Regions from separate parts of the Homo sapiens genome. Here region 2 is linked to region 1. A link is a contact called in ENCODE Hi-C or POLR2A ChIA-PET data. All regions are on one chromosome and are shown on one strand. Each heading gives the region's core, a stretch centred on a gene start or an enhancer-like site at or near the end of the contact. The rest is flanking DNA. Distances are from core to core; before and after follow the strand shown.

Region 1 (5,776 bases), core at 651-3,150:
TCCTGAACAACACAGAAACCCCCCTAGAGGGTCCGTAATGAGAACCGAACAGAAAAACCCCCAACTCAGGTTTGCTGGGCAATCCTTCTTTTCCACAGAAGCTGGACCAGGTTCTGTTACCATTAAAAAAATACTGTATTCAATATTTTTAAAGACAAGAAGGGAAAGAGAACAGGTTCTTGCAAAGAGAGGTACAGCCTCGACTCCTTCCAAGTACACACGATCTCCCGTGTACTCGGGGCCCACACCCAGCCAGCCATCACGGGACCCAGACAGGGTCAGATGGGATGCTGCCGGGAAGGCAAGGCAAGGCAGGGCCCTATTCCATCTGCAGCATCTGAGCCTCGGTTTGGATGATGTGTTGCAAAGATTTTTTACTTGTACAGCTGAGAAGCAGGTCACTTAGTTTCTCAAGGACCAGCCGGCCTCAGTGCACAACTGAAGGTCAAGCGACTCTTACAGCCCTGTAGCCTTGCCGTGTGACACCCAGGTGACCTGTCTCTGCCAAAGTGCTGACTGTGCTCGCAGTCCTTGGAATGCACTTAAGTTTTTAATAGAAAGGACCTATAATTAGGGCAGTATCTGATGCTCTGATCTGGGAGAAGGAGAAAAGGAAAACAGCCCCTAGGATTCCTGCCCTCAGTTCAGCACAGCACAGGACGCCATGAGATTTTCAAAACCTGACATTCCCCAGGGAAGGGCCGACCCTCTTCAGCGAGGCTTACTTGAAAGACGCTTGAATCGCAAAGTAAGGTCTTGGCTTTTCCCCACTCTCAGAGAGACTCCAGGAGGACTCCGAGACTCCCAGACCAGCCCTCCGCCCCTGCCCTCAATCTCAGAATTGCTGAACTCTGGAAAGTCAAGATCATCTAGAACAGAAATACAAGGGGCTGGGGCCTGAGGCTAGAAACGACCAAAGACAGAATAAAAAGCACAGTCCTTTGTAAACTGTACAGCAGAGACACGGCAGCTCGGGAGTGGCGGAGTGCACCAAGCTCACTGTGGCTTGGGGTGGGGTGGTGGCGTGGGACTGGCAGTTGCCGGCTCTCCAGCCCGGGACAGTTACCTAACTCGTCTCCCAGCCTGTTTCCCCATGGGCAGCAGAGACAGCCAGGACACAGTGAAGCAGGTCACAAGGGGCTCAGAGTGTCCTCCCCAGCCCCGTCCAAGGAAACAGGGCCCGGCTCTGGGGGCGAACTCTGTCCCCACTACCCCAAGGGGCTGTGCCCTGGGGCAGGCACAGCGGGGCTCCTTCGGGAGGGAGCGAATCTCGGGCAAGGCTGGCCTCCTCCCGCTGGCCCAGGACAGCCTCGGGGGCGCCAGCAGGCACTGCTTGCTGTGGGTAGGGGGTGTCCAACCTAGACGCGGCCTCTGGGAGGGCAAGACCGGGAGGGGTCGGCCTGTGTCGGGGGCTCCTGGAAAAGCAGCGCCACCGCCACCCACCTGACGACATGGAAGGCCCAAAGCAGGCGATCTGTGCGAGGCCCGCGCGCGGCGCGGACGATGCTGAGGTACAAGTAGAGCGCAATGGCCACGGTCCAGAAGAAGGAGCTGGTGTTGGCGAAGGTGGACAGCGCGCCCTGCAGCACGCAGTCCCACGACGGGCCCGCGAAGTTCTGCAGCACTCCGTAGAAGTAGGAGGCGGCCGAGAGCAGGTCGGCCAGCGACAGGAAGAGCAGCAGGCGCCGTGCCCGGCTGCGCAGGTCGGGCCACAGGGCGTGCGTGGCCACCAGCAGGCCCGAGCCGAGCGCGGAGAGTGCGCACGACAGCAGCACCACGGCGCGCTCCGACGGCACCAGCTCGGTGGGCGGCGGGGACGGCTGCATGGCGTGGGGGGCCAGGAGCCGGAGCGCCGCGAGGACAGAAGCCGGGCCGCGCGTGCGGCCACGCCGCCGCCGTCTGGGCACCGAGGCGCCCTAGGCTCGCGTCCAGGCGCCCGCCCCGCCCGCGTCCGGCCGCTCCCCCGCCCATCTGGGCCCCGGGCCCTGAACCCCGTCCACGCCCTGCGCCCCGCCCCTATATCCCGGGCCCTGAGCCCCGCCCACGCGCCGCGCCCCACCCCGGTACCCCGGCCTTTAAGCCCCGCCTACACTCCCAGCCCCGTCCCGCCGTCCCAGGCCCTGAGCCCCGCCCACAATCCGAGCCCCGGACACACGTCCCCCGGCCCACATGCCCTTCCCGCCCACACGCCCCCCCCCCGCCCGTGTGCCCCCGCGTTGAGACTGGGACTTAGAGCTCCGCCCACGCGCCCCGATCCCCTGTCCACAGGGCCCAGAGACCTGGGCCTAGAGCCTAACCCACGCGCCCCGCTCCGCCCACGCACCCCGCCACACCCCTGTGTTCCGGGCCCTGACCCTGGCTCAGGTGCCCTTCCTCGTCCCGTTGCCCCGGGCCCTGAGCCCCGCCCCCGCCACGCCCCTGAGGCTTCCAAGCTCCACCCGGTGCCCGAGGCTCCTGAGCCCCGCCCACGCCCTCACACCACGCCCCTAAGCCCCTAGGTCCCTAAGCCCTACCTCAGGGCACCCCCAGGTCCCAGCACCTGTCCCTCCACGCTCCTCCAGGCCCACCCCTGCTCTTGCCAGGTGTCTGGGACATCCAGTCCTGTGAGAGGAAGGGCTGGCATTTTTAGGGCTAATATTACTTTCCCTCTTTTCAGCCAGCTTCTGTGTGTGTTGTGAGTGGAAGGGCGTGAGGATCAGAGGCATTCTTTCCACTAGCAACAGAAACAGCTCTCGGGTATGATCCTCATTCCTTCAGCCGTGATCCCGACGTGTTCACAAGTTGGTGGTGACTTGGGGAAGCCGGCGTTTCCACCTTTTCTTAAAATAAGCATGCTATTTTTTAAAAACCATAGCTAACTAGGTGTGATTTTTAAAAAATGAAATGCTAGGCAGGGCATGGCTTTTTCTTTAAAAATTTCAAACTTTGTAATTAAGATGTAATTCACATACCATAAAATTGGCCCTCTTAACCGAACAATTCAGTAGTATGTTCACAAGTTTGTGCAACCATCATTATTATGTAATTCTACAACATTGTCATTACTCCCAAAAAGAAATCCTTATCCCTCAGCTGTTAGCCCTCAGTTCTCCCCGACAGCCCTGGCAACCACTCTTCTACCGTGGATTTGCTTATTCTGCACATTTCCTGTAAATAGACTCATATGCTCTGTGGCCTTTATGTCTGACTTTTTTAACTTAGCACGTTTCCAAGGTTCATCGTAGCATATGCAGTGCTTCATTCCTTTTACTGCCCCGTAATATTCCATTATATGGATATACCACCTTTTTTTTTTTTTTCTAGAGACGGAGTCTCCCTCTGTCGCCCAGGCTGGAGAGCCGTGGCATGATCTCGGCTCACTGCAACCTCTGCCTCCCGGCTTCAAGCAGTTCTCCTGCCTCAGCCTCCCGAGTAGCTGGGACTACAGGCACACGCCGCCACGCCCGGCTAATTTCTTTTCTATTTTAGTAGAGGTGGGGTTTCACCGTGTTGCCCAGGCTGGTCTTGAACTCCTGAGCTCAGGCAATCTGCCTGCCTTGGCCTCCCAAAGTGCTAGGATTACAGGCATGAGCTACCGCGCTCGGCAGGATATACCACATTTTACTTAGCTATTATTCATCAGCCGATGGACATTTGGGTTGTTAACACTTTTTAACTATTAAGAATAATACCACTATGAAAATTTGCATACAAGTTTTTTTGTGGGTGTATGTTTTCAATTCTCCTATGTGTATACCTAGGAATGGAGTTGCTGGGCCATACGCAACTTTATATTTCACCTTGTGAGGAACTGCCAAGGTGTTTTCCAAAGTGACTGTACATATCATTTTACATTTGCACTAGCAATGAAGGTCGCAATTTCTCTACATTCTTCCAAAACTTTTTTTTGAGACAAGGTCTTGTCGCCGAGGCTGGAGTGCAGGTACAACCACAGCTCACTGCAGTCTCAAATTCCTAGGCTTAAGAATTCTCCCACCTTGGCCTCCCCAGTAGTTAGGACTTCAGGTGCATGTCACCATGCCCCACTAATTTTTTTTTTTTTTTTTTTTTGAGACTGAGTCTCGCTCTTGTTGCCCAGGTTGGAGTGCAGTGGCGTGATCTTGGCTCACTGCAACCTCTGCCTCCCGGGTTCAAGCGATTTTCCTGTCTCAGCCTCCTGAGTAGCTGGGATTACAGGTGTGCACCACCACAACCTGCTAATTTTTGTATTTTTAGTAGAGACAGGGTTTCACTGTATTGGCCAGGCTGGTCTTGAACTCCTGACCTCAGGTGATCTGCCCGCCTCAACCTCCCAAAGTGCTGGGATTACAGGTGTGAGCCACCTTGCCTGGGCCCCACTAATTTTTTTTTTGGAGATGGGGTCTCACTGTATTGCCCAGGCTGGTCTCAAACTCCTGCCTTGGCCTCCCAAAGTGCTGGGATTACAGGCGTGAGGCCACCTCACCCAGCCTTCCTACATTTTGTATTATCTTTGTGATAATAGCCATCCTAGTGGGTGTGAAGTTGTTCCTCATTGTGGTTTTGATTTGCGTTTCCCTGATGAATAATGCCCTCAAACATCTTTCCATGTGTGTATTGGACATTTGCATATCCTCTTTGGAGAAATGTCTGTTCAACTTTCTTTCTTTCTTTCTCTCTCTCTCTTTCTCTCTCTGTCTCTCTTTCTTTCTTCTGTTCCTTTTTTTTTTTTTTTTTTTTTTTTGAGACTGAGTCTCGCACTGTCACCCTGGCTGGAATGCAATGGCGCGATCTTGGCTCACTGTGACTTCTGCCTCTTGGGTTCAAGCGATTCTCCTGTCTCAGCCTCCCAAGTAGCTGGGATTATAGGCGCCAGCCACCACGCCCAGCTAATTTTTGTCTTTTTAGTAGAGATGGGGTTTCACCATGTTGATCAGGCTGGTCACAAACTCCTGACTTAGAGTGATCCACCCGCCTCGGCCTCTCAAAGTGCTAGGATTACAGGCGTCAGTCACCACACCTGGTCAATTTTCTTTCTTATTTTTAAATTGGTTTGTCTTTTTGTTGTTGAGTTGCAAGAGTTCTTTATATATTCTAGCTATTACACCCTTATCAGCTATATGATTTGCAAATATTTTCTCCCATTTTGTGGTTTGTCTTTTCACTTTCTTGATAGCATGTTTCAAAGGAAAAAAGTGTTTTTTGAGTATGTCCAATTTGTCCATTTTTTTCTTTGGTTGTTTGTGCTTTTGGTGTCACATCTAAGAAACCATCACCTATGCCAAACTCATGAAGGTTTGCATCTATGTTTTGTTTCTTTCCAATACCTCACTGTTATGGTTACTGTAGCTTTGTAGTGAGTTTTGAAATTGGGAAGGGAGTCCTTCAAAATTGTTTTTTCTTTTTTGGGGAGAGTCTTACTATCTTGCCCAGACTGGAGTGCAGTGGTTTGATCTTGGCCCACTGCAACCTTTGCTTCCCAGGTTCGAGCGATTCTCCTGCCTCAGCCTTCCGAGTAGCTGGGACTACAGGCGCCCGCTACCATGCCTGGCTAATTTTTGTATTTTTAGTGGAGGCAGGGTTTCACTATGTTGCCCAGGCTGTTTTCGAACTCCTGATCTCAAGTGGTCTGCCCGCCTCGACCTCCCAAAGTGCTGGGATTACAGGCATGAACCACCGCACCCTACCCTTCAACATTGTTTTTCTTTTCCAATATTTTGGCTATCTGACGCCCCTTGCGATTCCCTATCAATTTGAGGATCCGTTTTTCTATTTCTGCAAGAGGAATGGAAAAGATTGATAGAGATTGCTTTGATTC
Region 2 (5,849 bases), core at 925-3,424, 240 kb before region 1:
CACTTTGTTGTCCAAGCTGATCTAGAACTCTTGGGTTCAAGCGATTCACCAGCTTGGCCTCCCAAAGTGCCAGGATTATGGGCATGAGCCACTGCCCAGCCGATGAGGAGACTCTTGCCTTGTCCCAGGGAGAGACCACGGTGGCCCTGTAGGTCTTGTAGGTTGTGGCAGTGGATGTGTGAGAAGTGATTGGATTCCAGATACATTTGCAAGCAAAGCTGATAGTTTTGGCTGGGCACAGTGGCTCATGCCTGTAAATCCCAGCACTTTGGGAAACCAAGGTGTGAGGATTGCTTGAGCCCAGGCATTTGAGACCAGCCTAGGCAACACAGCAAGACCTTGTCTCAACAACAGCAACAAAAATTAGCTAGGAGCGGTGGCGTGTGCCTGTGGTCCCAGCTATTCAAACAGCTGAGGGTGAGTATCCCTTGAGCCCAGGAGTTAGAGGCTGCAATGTGTTATGATCGTGCCACTGCACTACGGCTTGGGTGACAGAGCGAGACCCTGTCTCTTAGAAGACAAAACGAGGCTGGGCGCGGTGGCTCATGCCTGTAATCCCAGCACTTTGGGAGGCCGAGGCAGGTGGATCACGAGGTCAGGAGTTCAAGACCAGCCTGACCAATATGGTGAAACCCCGTCTCTACTAAAAATAAAAACTAGCCAGGTGTGGTGGTGGGCACCTGTAATCCCAGCTACTCGGGAGGCTGAGGCAGGAGAATTGCTTGAACCTGGGAGGCGGAGGTTGCAGTGAGCCGAGATCACGCCATTGCACTCCAGGCTGGGCAACAAGAGTGAAACTCCATCTCAAAAAATAAAAAAATAGGCTGGGCATGGTGGCTCACGCCTGTAATCCCAGCACTTTGGGAGGTCGAGGTGGGCAGATCACAAGGTCAGGAGATCGAGACCATCCTGGCTAACACAGGGAAACCCCGTCTCTACTAAAAACACAAAAAATTAGCCGGGCGTGGTGGCGTGTGCCTGTAGTCCCAGCTACTCGGGAGGCTGAGGCAGGAGAATGGCGTGAACCCGGGAGGCGGAGCTTGTAGTGAGCCGAGTTCGCACCACTGCACTCCAGCCTGGGTGACAGAGCGAGACTGTCTCAAAAAAAAAAAAAATAATAATAATAAAAAGTAAAACAAAACAAACAAATGAATAAAAGGATCACTCAGAGTGTGGTTGCTCACACATGTAATCTCAGCACTTTGGGAAGCTGAGGGAGGATCCTTTGAGTCCAGGAGTTTGAGACCAGCCTAGGCAACATAGTGAGACCCCATCTTGTGTCTACAAGAGTTTAAAATGTTAGCCGGGCATGGTGGCATGCACCTATAGTCCTAGCTGCTCAGAAGCCTGAGGCAGGACAAATACTTGAGCCCAGGAGGTTGAGGCTGCAGTGAGCGGTGATTGCGCCATTGCACTCTGGTCTGGGCAACAGAACGAGAGGCTGCCTCAAAAACATAATAAAAGAAAGAGAATCACGTCCAGTGTGAAGTTCGTACTCTGGGGAAGGGTCCTTGGTTCTAAGTAACAAGGACACATAGGGCCCCTCTTAGGGAAGCAGGATGTGAGGGACACAGGAACACACCTCCCCAAGTCCCCGTAGGAAGAGAGCAGACTTGAGATCTGAACTCCACTTACTGAAGGACTATTATGCAATAAAGGGAATAGACCTAGTCTTTGTGGCTCCAGAGATGAGGACGACTACAGAGAGCATTCCCAGGGAGGCCGAGGGCATCTCAGTTTCAGAGAAGAAACCATTTCCAAGATGACATGGTGTTTCCATGTCATCTTGGTTCAGGAGGGGCTGTTCTGGAGAGGCTGGGGGCCCTCTGTAGGAGGGTCTGGAGAATTCCAACATCTGAAGGCTGCAGTTCGGGGCTTTACCGTAAACACACACACACACACACACAATATACACACACTATATATATGCATATATGTATGCATATATGTATAATATATATTTAAAGCAAACTAAACTTACTTTCCATTCGTTTAAGATCTTTAGAATATCTCTGAGATTATTTGTGAAACCTCAAGATTAAAAAAATAACAACGACAAGAAACAAGGCTAAGAATCAACATCCCAGGCTCCTGCCTCTTATTCTATTAACCACAGAAATTAAGTTCCGCAAAGACAAAGATGCTTCTGTTACTTCCCAATTAGTCTGCCCTGTTTGGACACAGTCCCAGACCTCATACCCCGGAGCCTACGCACGGACTCCTGGCAAGAGAGGCGCCATCCCAGGCCCAGTGCCAGGGCTCCTCTCTCGGTCCTGTCCTCAGGGTGTCCTTGGGCTCCTTCTGGACAGAGGCTCTTCCCTCTCCTGCCAGGTCCTCAGATCCGAACTCCCTAAGCAGGGGCTTATGTCTTGCCAGTGCTTCTTGTTTTTCTTTTTCTTTTTTTTTTTTTTGAGACGGAGTCTCGCTCTCTCAAAAAAAAAAAAAAAAAAATCAAATGGGAACACTTCAGCTATGACAGGAAATATCTTCTCTATTTACATAGGGCATATGCCGAGTACATGATTTTGTAACTTTATTTCATCCTCTTCATTTACCTAGGGTGTATACCAAGTAACCAATGGAAACCTCTAGAGGGTATTTAAACCCCAGAAAATTCTGTAACAGGGCTTTTGAGCCCTTATGCTCAGCCTGCTCCCACCCTGTGAGTACTTTCTTTCTTTTTTTTTTTTTTGAGACTGAGTCTCGCTCTATCGCCCAGGCTGGAATGCAGTGGTGCGATCTCAGCTCACTGCAGTCTCCGCCTCCCAGGTTCATGCCATTCTCCTGCCTCAGCCTTCCGAGCAGCTGGGATTATAGGTGCCCGCCACCACGCCTGGCAAATTTTTTGTATTTTTAGTAGAGATGGGGTTTCACCATGTTAGCCAGGATGGTCTCGATCTCCTGACCCCAAGTGATCTGCCCGCCTCGGCCTCCCAAAGTGCTGGGATTACAGATGTGAGCCACCATGCTCTGCCTTCTACAAAAATTTTTAAAAATTAGTGGGACATGGTGGCATGCACCCATAGTCCCAGCTACTCTGGAGGCTGAGAGAGGAGGCTCATTGGAGCTGGGGAGGCCAAGGCTGCAACAGTAAGCTATGATGGTGCCACTGCACTCCAGCCTGGGTGACAGAGTGAGACCCTGCCTTAAACAAACAAACAAATTGCACCTACTTTTTTTTTTTTTTTTGAGAAGGAGTTTCGCTCTTGTTGCCCCAGGCTGGATGCAATGGTGTGATCTCAGCTCACTGCAACCTCCACCTCCCAGGTTCAAGCAATTCTCCTGCCTCAGCCTCCTGAGTAGCTGGGATTACAGGCATGCGCCACCACGCCCGGCTAATTTTGTATTTTTAGTAGAGATGGGGTTCCTCCATGTTGGTCAGGCTGGTCTCGAACTCCCGACCTCAGGTGATCCACCCACCTCGGCCTCCCAAAGTGCTGGGATTACAGGCGTGAGCCACTGTGCCTGGCCCTGCACCTACATTTTAACAGAATTCAGGCCCCTCCCATAATCCTAATCTTGTGGACTTTCATTAGTTTTGCAAAGGTGGTCAAAGGTGGTTTTCTGTCCGTGAGCAAGAAGGGGGTTAGTTTTAGAGAGGGACTATTATCATCTTTGCTTCAAAGTTAAACTATAGACTGAATTCCTCCCGTGGTTAGCTTGGCCTATGCCCAGGGATGAGTGAAGACAGCCAGCCTGTGAGGCTCGAAGCAAGATGGAGTCAGCCAGGCTAGACTTCTCACTCTGTCACAATCTGGGCAAAGGCAGTTTCAAAACCATCATATCTTCCAGCTATTCTCTTTGGGACCCATTTATTTTTACTAAAAGTCATTTGTTTTTCCTTAGGGGTCCTTCCCTTATTAAGCCCCAATTTCTAACTGCCTCCTTGGGTCACATTTTTCTGTGAACTTCTATACCTACATGAATAAAGATCTTTTCTCTTGCTAACTTGTCGTTTGTCAATTTAATTTGTATACTCTAAGTGCTGAACCTAATAAAGGAGAAGTTTTTCCTTGACAGTGTCAACTGGGGTAGCAATACTTCTGGTTTCTGATTTGTGTTGAAATACGATTCAAGCTACACACTCTAAATTTATCTTGTCATTCCTCTGAAGATCAAGGTTGATTTATTTATTCTTCAACAAACATTACTGAGGGCCTATTAAATGCCAGGCCAGGCACTGTTTTAGGAATGGAGAATAGAACAGAGAACAAGGCAAAGTTCTCGCCTTCATGGTGTTTACGCTCTGGTGCAGGAGGCAGATGACAAGCCAGTAAATGCCTAGAGTGGCAGCAGGTGCCGATGCTCTGGAGAATATTGAAACTGTCATTGCAAAATCGTAGCTCAGACGGTGAAAGAGATCTGACCTAACCAACTCCATCTTGCTTGTATCCTCCAAGCTGTTCTTGTTCATTCCTGGGCATAGGCTGTACTGACTTTGGAAGGAACTTAGTTTATAGTTTAAAACAAAGAGGATAACAGCTCTTTCCCAAAACGAAAGAGGTGGGGACTAGACTGCCTTTATAGGACTAACATATTAGCCACAAGTTTAGAAATTAAGGTTTAGGAGTCATGCAGTTGGAGGCTACAAGATTCTGACCGCCCCTAAACTGCTCCTAAGACCCGTGCTTCAGAAACATTGCAGACCCTGCCTTGATGGATCAGCTGGCACCACCCAGATAGATAAACTAGCTCACCTGATCTTGTGGCCCCCACCCAGGAACTGACTGAGCACAAGAAGACAGCTTCAACTCCCTATGGTTTCATCTGCAATCCAACCAGTCAGCACTCCTGGCTCACTGGCTTCCCCCACCCACCAAATTATCCTCAAAAACTTTGATCCCAGCTGGGCATGGTGGCTCACGCCTGTAATCTCAGCACTTTGGGAGGCCAAGGCAGGCATATCACAAGGTCAGGAGTTTGAGACTAGCCTGGCCAATATGATGAAACCCCATCTCTGGTCGGGCGCGGTGGCTCACACCTGTAATCCCAGCACTTTGGGAGGCCGAGGTGGGCGGATCACGAGGTCAGGAGATCGAGACCATCCTGGCTAACACGGTGAAACCCCGTCTCTACTAAAAATACAAAAAATTAGTGGCGGGCGCCTGTAGTGCCAGCTACTCGGGAGGCTGAGGCAGGAGACTGGCGGGAACCTGGGAGGCGGAGCTTGCAGCAAGCCGATATCGCGCCACTGCACTGCAGCCTGGGCGACAGAGCGAGACTCCGTCTCAAAAAAAAAAAAAAAAAAAAAAAGAAAGAAACCCCGTCTCTACTAAAAATACACGGGCGTGGTTGTGCCTGCCTGTAGTCCCAGCTACTCGGGAGGCTGAGGCAGGAGAATCGCTTGAACCCGCGAGACGGAGGTTGCAGTGAGCCAAGATCGCACCACTGCACTCCAGCCTGGGCGACAAAACGAGAGTCCGTATCAGAAAAAAAAAAAAAAAAAAAAAAAGGTCTGATCCCTGAATGCTCGGGGAGACTGATTTGAGTAATAATAAAAGTCTGGGAAGAAGAAGAGGCGAGAACGACCCCGGGACCGACCAAAGCCCGCGCGCCGCCGCATCCCGCGTACAGCACCTACATCCCGCCACCGTCACCGCCACCACCATGCCCAAGAGAAAGGCTGAAGGGGATGCTAAAGGAGGTAAAGCCAAGGTGAAGGACGAACCACAGAGAAGGTCTGCAAGGTTGTCTGCTAAACCTGCTCCTCCAAAGCCAGAGCCCAAGCCTAAAAAGACCCCTGCAAAGAAGGCAGAGAAGGTACCCAAAGGGAAAAAGGGAAAAGCTGATGCTGGTAAGGAGGGGAATAGCCCTGCAGAAAGTGGAGATGCCAAAACAGACCAGGCCCA

The links. A loop is a pair of places that touch in the nucleus more often than their neighbours do. ChIA-PET counts read pairs that join two places held with the same protein, here RNA polymerase II (POLR2A). Pooled maps may share reads with other maps.
Region 2: a pooled map shows a loop between it and region 1 (2.8-fold over the local background). The contact joins the enhancer-like site here to the promoter of GPR157 in region 1. A Hi-C loop is called at or near these places in 4 of 50 pooled maps. POLR2A ChIA-PET finds 5 or more read pairs at or near these places in 2 of 52 experiments (A549 and HCT116).

What each region holds. Positions count from the first base shown.
Region 1 is chr1:9,127,202-9,132,977 of GRCh38, forward strand. It overlaps GPR157 (G protein-coupled receptor 157), which reads right to left and starts at 1,901. Exons shown (of 4, transcript NM_024980.5): 1 at 1,444-1,901. The coding sequence starts at 1,826. RefSeq lists silencers at 1,758-2,107, 2,168-2,487 and enhancers at 3,189-3,258, 3,279-3,398, 3,689-3,778.
Region 2 is chr1:8,887,902-8,893,750 of GRCh38, forward strand. It overlaps the pseudogene HMGN2P17. Among named protein-coding and RNA genes, the nearest start is that of ENO1-AS1, 12 kb to the left of the region's middle. Within about 2 kb of position 2,175, at least 32 of the 41 ENCODE cell types and tissues checked have a DNase peak (open chromatin) inside an H3K27ac peak, as active enhancers do; they include HCT116, where a contact is called at or near this core.